2 separate regions of the Mus musculus genome follow, and region 1 is linked to region 2. Evidence: chromatin contacts called from ENCODE POLR2A ChIA-PET data. All regions are on one chromosome and are shown on one strand. The core of a region is the stretch at or near the end of the contact, and the rest is flanking DNA. Distances in the headings are between cores, read along the strand shown. Region 1 holds the start of Gmps (guanine monophosphate synthetase). Region 2 holds the start of Plch1 (phospholipase C, eta 1).

Region 1 (5,799 bases), core at 148-2,647, 77 kb before region 2:
TTCCAGGACAGCCAGGGCTACACAAAGAAACCCTGTATCGGAAAAAAAAAAGCAAAATAATAATTAAAAAATGTTGAAAAAATACTGAAATAATTTTGTGAAAATATTCTTCTAGATCGCAGTAGGTTCTATAAAACCGCAGCGAACTCATCCACCATAAAGATGAGTTCCAGTGAGTTGTAAGATTAAAAATTAAAGACAAATGTACAAAACTGTAAGGTGAGACTTATTCTTCAGACCATGACAGGTGCCTAGGTTTGAAAATATAGGAGCTACCTAATAATGTTTATTCATTTGTTCAACACAGGTTTTTGAATGATTCCTACATATTAAGCAGCCATTCGCGAGTTTGTGACACTTAAGCTCCATGTTTGCAAGGGCAGAAATTATTCCTGGCTCTAGAACAGCTATCCAAAAGTTTGGAGTTTCATACACCCGAAGAGAAATTTAACCAGATTGCTAAAGCTAGGTCACAAGCATGCACAAGCGTGATGTACACCTTGCTAAAGTAAATTATATTCCAACACCGCAGTTTCTCGATGACAAAACTGACTTTGTGAAGGTCAGAAAGCTCTCCAGGTCAAAGACGATTAGGTCGGAAGGGAAAGGGGACCAATTCAGACCAGGCAATTAAGAACGATGTCTAAGGCTGGGAGTTGGAAGCCACAAACGGGCATCAACGGCCCAACGCTCTCGCGTCTTGGCTAACGCAGTTAACTTTTTCCAGCACCCGTGGAGAACCTGGCTCCCAAGAAAAGGCCCCAAAGGCGGGAAAATGTCCCCGAAAACTAGCACGTAATACACGAGACAGAGTGCGCAGGAGCAGAACCTTTAACTCTACCCCTCCGAGGATGGCGGGAGAAGAGGGTGAGAAGCACACCTGGGCCCAGGAACAGAAGCTGTGGTCAATAGAGTCAGAAAGGCCTGCACTAGGCTGGAAAGAATACAGGCCCGCCTGGCCGGACCGCCGCAGGCGAGGCCCCGACCCTGCCCTGCGGTTGAAGGGCCCCGAAGTCCCCAAGAATCGCGGCCCACAGCCAGGTCGCCTCTCCGCTGGAACTCGATGCTTCACTAGCAAAGCCAACAAAGCGCCTCGGATGCAATAAAGCCGCGCCGCAGGCCGGGCTGACACATGTAGAGCGCCACTGACCCGGCCGAGGGAGACGGACGGACCCCCAGGTCTCGCTCACGCTGCCGGAGGGCGGCAGAGACGCCAATCACAGACTGACCTTGGAATCTCCGTTGCACAGGGCCATCGGGGACCAACGCCGCGGGTGCAGACTGCTGGCAAGGCCTGGACGCCAGAGGCTCAACACCGGGACCGGCAGAAGCGTGAAGAACAAGAGCAGCCCGGAACCTAACAGCGGCCTCAGAACACAGAAGCGCGCGCAGGCCCTGCCTCCAGCTTCCGCCCGACCTCCTCTAACCGGCCCCGCCTCTTAGAGGCGGGACCATGCAAGCCCCGCCCTCGTCGTCACCCCGGGAAGATAACACCAAACCTACCAGAAAGGAAAGCATCAGCCATGCCCCCAGTCTGGGCAATAGAACTGGATGTGATAGCTGACAATAATTAAGTAGTGGCTACATACCACCTCAAACTTCAAGTTTTTATAAACTGCAAGATACATTTAAGTAATGGATTCACCGTGTCACAAATAGTGGCTCAATTTTTCTGGTTTTTTTTTGTTTTATTTTGGTTTTGTTGTTTTTCTAAATAAGGTCACTCAGCAGACCAGGCTAGCCTCAAAGTTACATCCAGCTGCCTCTGACTCCTAAGTGCTAAAATTAAAGGTGTGTGCCATCACCTCTGTTTTTTAACAATAAGCTGTAGATTCCTCAGAGAGCCTACCTTGTTGAAGAAATTATATTTATTTGATTGCCTGTTTAGTTTTTGTTTGTCTGTTTCTTTTTTCTTTTGTAAGAATGTATGGTAGCCAGTCACCACCTTTGATCCCAGCAATCTGGAGGCTGAGGCAGGCACATCTTAGTTCCAGGCCAGATTTTTTTTTCTTTTTTTTTTTTTTTTGGTTTTTCAAGACAGGGTTTCTCTGTATAGCCCTGGCTGTCCTAGAACTCACTTTGTAGACCAGGCTGGCCTCGAACTCAGAAATCCGCCTGCCTCTGCCTCCCGAGTGCTGGGATTAAAGGCGTGCGCCACCACGCCCGGCTCAGATTTTTAAAAATAAGGAAAGAAAGTAATTAAAAGAAAAATGTTCAGAGGCTCTTGATCTCTCTCTCTCTCTCTCTCACTCTGGTGCCAGAACAGCCAGGGCTATACAGAGAAACCCTGTCTCAAAAAAAAAAAAAAAAAAAAAAAAAGAAGAAGAAGAAAAGAAAGAAAGAAAGAAAGAAAGAAAGGGAAAAGGGAAAAGGGAAAAGGGAAAAGGGAAAAGGGAAAGGGAAAGGGAAAGGGAAAGGAAAGGAAAGGAAAGGAAAGGAAAGGAAAAAAGAAAACCCAACATCCTCCCATGGCCTCAGTGCCTATAAACACATGTACACATAACCCCCCCCCCCCCAACACACACACAATGAAATAAGAACTTTTGCAAGCAACAGCAAAAAAGAATGGCTGATGTGAAGGAAGAAGCCAGGTGTCATTGGTGTCCTAACACTTGCTAGTGCATCCCTGTGAGTTGGAGGCCAGCCTAGGACACATAGAAAAAGACAGGAAAGGAGAACTGCTGTGGATGATAAAGGACACAGATAGGATTTATGATAAACTATCAAGTAATAAAAGCTGGAAATGTTAAAGAATCATTTTCAGCTATCATAACAATAGTAAATTAGGACATGAAATATTAGTAGATGCTAAAATTAAAGAGTGGAAGATAAGAAGCAAGTTTTATTTATACTGTCACAGAGTATCTTCCCACATTATTACTTATGCAATGTAAAATAGCAAATTTTTCTGTCTTTGCTTGTTTTTGAGTAGAGTTTCACTGTTAACCCTTGATAGCTATGAACTAGACATGATCCAACTGCATGAGCCTCCCAAGTGTATATGCTACCACATCTTACAAAATTTAGCAACTTTAGAAGTGCCTCAAGTCAGCCTTTCTTGAGTGATCAATATGAATATCACAAATAGTACAGTAGGTCAGTGTCATGTCTCACTTGATGGTCTAAATAAAATGAGGAGAATGTTACTGTAGTTCTGCCTAAAATTCATAAAAGAAAGGAACATCAATTAAAGACACATTCCACAAAATAACTGGCCTATGATTATATCCAGTTATTTATTTCTTTATGAAAACAATACCTCTAAACCTGATCATTAAAGGAGACTTTTTTCTGCAATTAGGGCAGAGTTTATCCATCAAGAACATCTTTTCTCCGTGATAGTGTATTAGCTGAAGCAGTCTAAAGGCTGCCTCTACCAGGCCGAAGATAGAGTAGCCCAAAGGCTGGGACTTAGAATAATCTGTTCTAAAGGCTTTCTCATTCATACTTTTGACATGGCTTTGAGAATATCTTTTGAGGGCGGGAACACTTTGACCCTCAGAGCATCTTCAGCTCGCTGCAGCCTCTCCCTTACCTCTGTATCAGGTCTGAATTCCCAGGGAGAGTATTCTAGGTTGAAGCTTATAGCCTCTTCTAATTTTCTTTCCTGTTAACATACTAAGAATGGAATCTGGGGCTTTCATTCCCAGCCTCTGTAGCCTTTTCTAATCTTGCTTTAGCTTGCAAACAAAATTGTTTCTCTGCCTTTTATTCATTGGATGAATTACAATCCAAGCATAGATCCATTTCTCATTGCTTTAAAAAACTTTATGGTTTATAGAACCATGTAAGATTCCAGACAGCCAAACTAATTCTGAGCAAAAATAGCAATGATGGAGGAACTGCTATCCAAGACCTCAAGAAATACTATAGAGTCATAGTAATAAAAAAAATATGGTGCTGGGCATGGTTATGTAGAGGCAGGTGGATCTTTGCGAGTTCGAGGCCAACCTGATCTACAAACTGAGTCCAGGACTGCCAGAGATACACAGAGAAATGCTATCTATAAAAAAATAATTAAAAAATCAAAAAATCAAAACAATGAGGACAAACAACCACACATAGCTACAACCATCTGATATTTGATACATTAGCTAAAAAGTGGGATCTTTCACAAATGGTGCTGAGAAAACAAGATGTTCATTTTGTGTGTGTGTGGTGAATGTTTTCAAGACTTTTATTTTTTTTAATTAGGTATTTTCTTCATTTACATTTCAAATGCTATCCCAAAAGTCCCCCAGACCCAAAGATGGCCTAGTCAGCCATCATCAGGAAGAGAGGCCCCTTGGTCTTGCAAACTTTATATTCATTTATTTTTTTAAAAGAACAAAAGAAAAACTGGAAAGCATAGACCCCTCTCTATCGCCTTGCATGAAAACTAATTCCAAACGGGTGAGAGACCGAGATGTCAAACCTGCCACGCTGAAACTGCTAGGAAAAATCACAAGCAGTGGCTATATGATGTAGGTGTAGGAAAGGACTTCCTGATAGGACTCCTGTTGTCCATGAACTGAGGCCAACAATTTATAAGTGGGACTTCATGAAACTGAAAAGCTTCATGCTTCACAGGTAATGAAACAATCAAGTGAGAGAAGGGGATCTGCCATCGTGTGTGGTAGAGAACATAATGACATCCAGAACACACAAAGAACTCAAAAATATCAAAGGAAAAAAAAAGAACAATGACCCATTTTTTTTAAAAAATGGGTGTGGGATCTAAACGAGAGTTCTAAAATAAAGGAGGGGAGAGAAAAATATGGCTAAGAAATATTGTTGTTGTTTTTTTGTAAAAAAAAATCTCAATCATTTGATTTTATTAGTGAACAGATGAGATAAAATTCACAAACATCAAATTACAGGAAGGAGCCACAAGAGGGTTGAATTAATTTTTGAAATGGAGCCCAGGATAAAAGAAACTTGAGATCACAAGCCTGAGTGTAAATCACTCTTTGTGCTTTTGAAAAATATTCTGTAAACCCCAGCTGTAACTTCTTAGTATCAGAATTTCACTGAGCTTGGTTACTGTGTTTTCTCTTGGCCAAATGCTGTGGCCTTTCAGGAACCACAAGAAGCCATAGTATCTTTCTGGTAAAATTCTCCAGTAAACTAAATATAAGCTTATTGGGATTGCTAGTACTTAATAAAAAGGGGAAGATAAATATATTCTTTTAACATTTACCCCCAGATTCAAGAAAGATTAGGAACTTTCTAAACTTAAACATAATTCTGACTACAAAAAAAAAGTTAATAGATGTTGTTTAAAATACTCCAAAATAACCCAATTACCTTTGACTATTTATAGGATGGCTTAGGTAGTTCATACCATATTGAACATGTCAGTGATTTAAAAACAAATAAACAAAAACCCAAAATGGAGTAATCAGTATTTTGGTACAAGCCACTTGGTTAATTAAATTGGCCAAACTGATTCTTGAGGTTTATTCTAGTTAGGCGAAGGATGATTAGAAACCTAAATATAGGATCGTGTCCAGTGTTTGAGCATGCTGACTCAAACCTAGATTCCTAGCACTCAGGAGACTGAGGCAAGGTTGCCCCTGAGTTCCAGACCAGCTTAGGCAACGCTGTAAGGTCTCAAAACAAACAGCAATTAAAAAAAAAAGTCAATCAGCTGATGACTGAACCACCAAACAAGTAGTCCACAATGATACATGACCAGAGTGCAGGGTCTACTGGGCTACTTTAGAAACCTATGATTCTGGTATTTAGAAAGCAGAGGCAGGATGGATCAATGACAGTTTGCAAACATCCTGGTCAATATAGTGATTTTCAAGGCAGCTG
Region 2 (5,565 bases), core at 236-2,735:
TATCTATCTATCTATCTATTTGGTGCTGGCGATTTCAGGTTCTCAAAGCATACTTCACATTTACAACCTCAACCCTACTTAATTTCCTGTAAATTAGGTGTTTGCGATCTGGGTAAAGAAAAAAAGGGGGAGAGGACAAAGGAAGAAAGAAAAATTAGGAAATTAAATATTTTTCCTTATGAAGCCAAAAGACCTTGCAATTCCTTTTCTAAATTGAATTCTTCCTTGTAGTCTGTAACTAGTCTGGTTGCTTTTTTCTTTCTTTTTTTTCCAAGCGTCCAGGATAGCTTTCAGGATAAAGTTTCTTTTTGCCCATGATGCTTTGCCGTCACATTGTAATTGCCTCTGTTGAACTGAATAATACAAATGGGTTGTTTCTATGGTATCGGCTAGGCTAAGACGGATGAAAAGGTGAAATACTATATCTTGTGCTGAGAGGTCACTGAGCATCCCTCCTCCCACTCCCCCACTGTCAGTCAAAGAGGACTAGTGATCTCTCCAGCCTCAGACTCTCCTTTATTACTTCCTGAACAAATTCACTCATGGAAGAAAAAAAGACTTTTGTTTATGTTGTCACCAGGCCCAGACAACCCCTGCTAATTCCATGTTGCCATGCCAGAGCTCCTGACTTTCTTACTGGAGGGAAGTTTTACTTTGAATGGTACACGGAGGGTCTTGTCCTCAGTTCCTCCCAGTTAGGCTTTGAACTAACAATAGGACAGGTTGAATCAAGACTGATAAAAGCCAAGTCCTGGAATCTTGAAGCCGGATCACTCCGCAGCACGCTATTCCCTTTCTACTGTTAGTGCGCTCAGATCTCATCTTTACTCAGCTTTTGAACACTTGCTGGGTGCAAACGTTCCGCTGCCGCCTGTGTGCTCTTTAACAGCACATTAGCTTTTCCAGCCCGCTAGCGGGTGAACTGACAATTAACTGGCTTGTTAATTAATGCCAACGAGTGATATTTGGAAGAGACTGAGGGATAACAAAGCATCCTATAACCTGCACTCCCTGTTCCTCAATTTGATTTTACTCAAAATGGATAGTTGAAAATAACAGATGCTATATTTATTGGAAAGGGAGAAGGGGGGAGGGGGAAGGGGGAGGAAAGAAAGGATTAGTCGTTTGGTGTTTTATTTTTGAAGCGGTTCAAACTCTTGTAAGAACATTGCACAGTTCGCTTCCCCTGAACTCTCCAACTTTGTTCCAGCAGCGTCTTTAACCCGCTAGCCACCTAAACTGAAAATCTATCAGAGGTGTCCCTGGTCTTGGAATTCTTTGAAATTTGCTGCGAGGGAGGACAGAAGAAGATCTTTATTCCCAGGGGTTCTGGCCTATGCCTAGCAGTAGCATCTTCATAAGGGGTCCACGTCCAGTTCTTGGCTCCTGTTCCTCGATGGCGCTCCAGTCCACTCGCGCGCGCTCCAGTTCCGGATTTGCCCTGAGCTGAGGGTTAAGAGGGAGGGTGCTCCAATGTGAGCATGAGGATTTGAATGAGAAAGCAGGTTGTGGCGGCAGCGCTGGTCTTTACTTGGAGCTCCTCTGTTGGTTCTGTTGGCTGGTGTGTAGTGGTGCCCATCTTGGGCTGGGGGGCTGTTTTGGAGGAATTGGGGTTGGAGTCACACCGGGACACTAGCAGATCACTCCAGCATTTGGGAGGTTGAGCCGGTTACAAAAACTCCGAGGATCCTTCATCAGCGGGATACTCAGAGCTGAGCAGGTCAGTGCTTTGGAGGGGGTGGGGGTGGGGGACAGGGAGAGGGCCGGGAGCAGGAAGAGGAGCACCGGACTGCCTCTCCAGCGTTGCGCGAGCAGGTGCTCGAATTCTTTCTGGGCAATCTCAGCCGCGAGCACCGGGTTGTGGTGTGTGCCAGGGTGCCTCGGCCCAGGAACTGGACCACAGTAGCTCGTGAGCTCCTAATGGAGCGCGTGGGCTTTTGTGCCTGAGCAAGACCTTCCCTGCCCTGGTTGGTGGCAGAGGTCCAGCCACCGGGAGGGTCCCGCATCGCGGCGGAATGATCCCACAAGACCTCCCCTGGCTCTGGCCGCCTGGAAAGCAGTTCTGCGGTCCCAGAAGCGCGCCCTTAGTTGCCGGTGCGAGTCTTACTGTTCAAAAAGCTCCGGGCATTAGGTGCGAGAAGGATTTACTCCAACTGCCCTTTCCTAGCGACAAATCATGGGTTACCGAAGCGACGCCCGGGCTGTGAAGGTGTTCTCTGCGCCTGCGCGGGATACCATGGCAACAGTACCGGGTCGGAGACGCCACTTGAAGAGCAGAGCTGTTTTGCTTTGCTTCACTGTGGAGCCCAAGTCTTTCTCTAGACTTTTTGTTTGTTTGTTTGTTTGTAGCTTGGAATCAACTTACGATCTCATTTTTGTTTTTTAAGAGTTTAGCATTGAAGTGATAGCCAGAGGTATGAAATAAAAAATATATAACTTTTTTCTCTCTTCTGTCATCATTTTGATCATGGTAGAAAAATAATGCTGAGAAACTGCTCATTGGAGCATTCAAGTTACCTCCTTTTATCCTGTGAAAAGGAAGATATGAATAAGACTTTATTTCCTGGTGCGGCTTTTTTAAACAATTGTATTAAGCTTGGGTTTCCACAGTGTGCAGACGACATCGTAGCTCCTGTGTACTCTGCATACAACCTGTTTATAACGTACAGAACCTGATGCTCTCCAAATGAACTAGTGTGTTAAATGCCGGTGAAGGGAAGCAAAGGTTCTCTCTGTCAACAGAGACGTTGCTTTTTAAGATGTGGGTTGCTTACTGCTGGCATTATGATCTTGTTCAGAAAATGAATGTTTTAAGACGCATTATTGCAGACTAGTCTTTCTTAAGCCGTCTGTTGACGACTTAAAATTGTGTCTTGAAAAACCTCTTCCCGTCTTTTAAGTTTCATTTGTTTGCACCCAGGGGAGCATTTGGTAAGAGTACAAATCTCCAGCGGTTTCTAGTGGGTGCTATAACTTGTTGTTACTATGTTTTCTTAGACTGCATCCCTATTTCGCAGCGCGATCGAGAGCTACTTGCTATGTAAATAAACTGATTAGAATTCAGATCACTGTTAATAAAAGTTTAAAATGGAGTTGCTTTTCTTGGGACCAAGTAGGGCTTAAAATAACTTGAGTGAAGTAGCTTAAGGATTCTGCATCCTGGTTTTGAACACTATGCATTCCAGTAAGACGAGTGTTTATTTGTACCAGGAAGTTAAAGATGATTTCCTCTAGTGCCAACAGCAAGCTGTAGTCAAAGACACCAACATACTATTTTTCACATAGTCTGTAAATAACATCCAAGTTAAGTTTTCTCACCCATCCTTTTTCCCATCAGTGTCAACCTTGTGCAACTTGTGTAGCTATAATGTTAAAAAACAACAAAACAAACAAACTTTTTTCTCTTGAAAATTAGAAAAACTTTATTTTCAGGTTCAAGTCCTTTATGACCCTGTTTGGTGGCTTGTAACTGTCTCCAATTCCCTAATTCTCAGTGATGTGTGTTCTACTGGTTCCAGGAGGTAAACTGTGGTTTTAGCAGATCATGGAATAATGAGATTGGGAGTGCCTGGAGGAAGGCTGGGAAGGAGACAAAGGGAGGGGAGGTTGGGAGGCAGAGTGAGATTTATAGTGGCTTGTAATAAAACGAATTATCCTTGCTTCTGTTTCACATAGTTTCCACTTCATTGACTTCAAGTAAATTTGTTTTGAAAAAATTAGTCTCTTGTATAATTATAAGAGATAGAGTTATAAAAACAGAGGTGATAAAGGTGATTTGTGTTAGGATTCCTTAATATAAAGCACTGTGTGTGTGTGTGTGTGTATGTGTGTGTGCGCGTTGCTAGGGATTGAACCCAAGGCCCCACTTTTGCATGCTAGGAAAGCACCTTCTATCAGGCTATATGCCCTAGCTTTTGTGAAAATTCTTAGTGTTTTGTATTTAATTTATTCATTCAGTCAACAAATATTTATGGAGAGTTTATATGTAAGGCAAGATGAATAAATTCAGTTTCTTGGCTTCAGTGACTTAAGAGTTCTGGGTTCTGGAATAAATCTAATGCAGCCTCTGGTTTTCAGGGTGGCAATACTATCTTTGGTGGGTTTTTTTGTTTGTTTTTTCCTTTTTTTTCTTTTGTCCCCTAGTGCTGGAAACCAGACTCAACTTCTCACTTATGATATACAAGCATGCTACCACTAGCTGCACCTAAACTGAAGCCTTTGGTGTTCTTAAGAGAATTGTTAATTAATTTGGCCCTAATTAGATGCCTAGAATCAAATAAATGGTTAACATCTTATTAAAAACTGATTGCGCTTTTTTTTTTTTTTTTGCAATTTAGTTAAGTCTACCCTTTGTATGTGTGTATTTAACATTGACACGGCCCTCAAACTTGTAATCTTGGCAAGTGCAGTGCTTACTGTGGGAGAAACCAAGAAGCCTCAGCTCAGGTTTCCCAGGGGAAGCTAGGTGAGTACTTCTGCACCCCTTTGTTCTGGTTCCATGCGTCATGACACAATGAACCTGCTGCCAGCTTCCTTCGAAGAACAGAGTTGGGCTTCATGCTTGAATAATTATGACTATTACTTCTCTGAGGAGAAAAAAGCATAGATACAAAATTATGAATGGATGAAGGGAATATACCTGGAAAATTTAATTTTTAAAGTAGGGTAACATTTAGTGAGTCCAGACAGTGAAATCCCTATGTTCACTAGAAGAGCTCTACAAAATCTTGACCATGGTTGAGAGACATTTCTTCTTGCCATTTCTTAAACAGAAGGGTAGAGAGGATTCTGGTCCCTTTTTCTTCACCACTTCATGCATTCAATAATGATTATAAGATCAGAGATGTGCTGAGGAACGCCCCCCCCCCATTTGCTTATGGCCCTTTGTCTAGGAAAACCAGACTCAGCTGTGAATTGTGGACCAAGTGGTGCAGAACTCATTACTTTGAACAATGCCTTCCCTGCCTGCAAAGTGTGTTACCTCTTCTCCCTAGCAGGGGCTTATTCCAGACTAACTGTGTTCACAAGGAAAATCATTTAGACACAGTTCAGCAGGCACTTATTTGCTTGTCTTTGACACCCGTGACCATTTTTGTTTAGGGAGAAATCCAGTATTGCTGTGATAGGGTGTGCCAAATTGGAAGGGCACTTTAGGAAGCCCATGAAGAAGTTTACACAGCTTTTTGCTATTATCATCAAAGTTTCTGTCTTTTGTGCTTCAAAGTAGAAGAGGACAGGATGGGTAAAGAGGGGCAATAAAAAAAAATGTTTATGTCAAAGTTAAAAATGTTCTTTCCAGCTCCGCATTTTGGATACAGTAAGTTCTTGGGGCTTGCAGGCCTTACAGAGCAGAGAAAGATGACTCTACCATATGTGTTGCATACATTAGGAAGCTACTAAGTGATCTTAAATTCTTAAGGCTAATAAATGACCAGGGATGAAAGCACAGAGCTATTGATTTTTAATCTAGCCGTTTTGGAAATCTAGAGAAGCGTGGAATGCTCACTCGTGGACTTGCAGTTTATAGTCATATGAAGTCAGTTTAATTCCAGAAGCAAAATGGTT

Evidence for each region. ChIA-PET counts read pairs that join two places held with the same protein, here RNA polymerase II (POLR2A).
Region 1: POLR2A ChIA-PET joins it to region 2 with 32 read pairs in Patski. The contact joins the promoter of Gmps here to the promoter of Plch1 in region 2. POLR2A ChIA-PET finds 5 or more read pairs at or near these places in 2 of 5 experiments (Patski and embryonic stem cell).

Annotation. Positions count from the first base shown.
Region 1 is chr3:63,971,741-63,977,539 of GRCm38, reverse strand. Gmps (guanine monophosphate synthetase) reads right to left here and starts at 1,397. Exons shown (of 16, transcript NM_001033300.2): 1 at 1,230-1,397. The coding sequence starts at 1,256.
Region 2 is chr3:63,895,382-63,900,946 of GRCm38, reverse strand. Plch1 (phospholipase C, eta 1) reads left to right here and starts at 1,485. Exons shown (of 24, transcript NM_001370984.1): 1 at 1,485-1,720.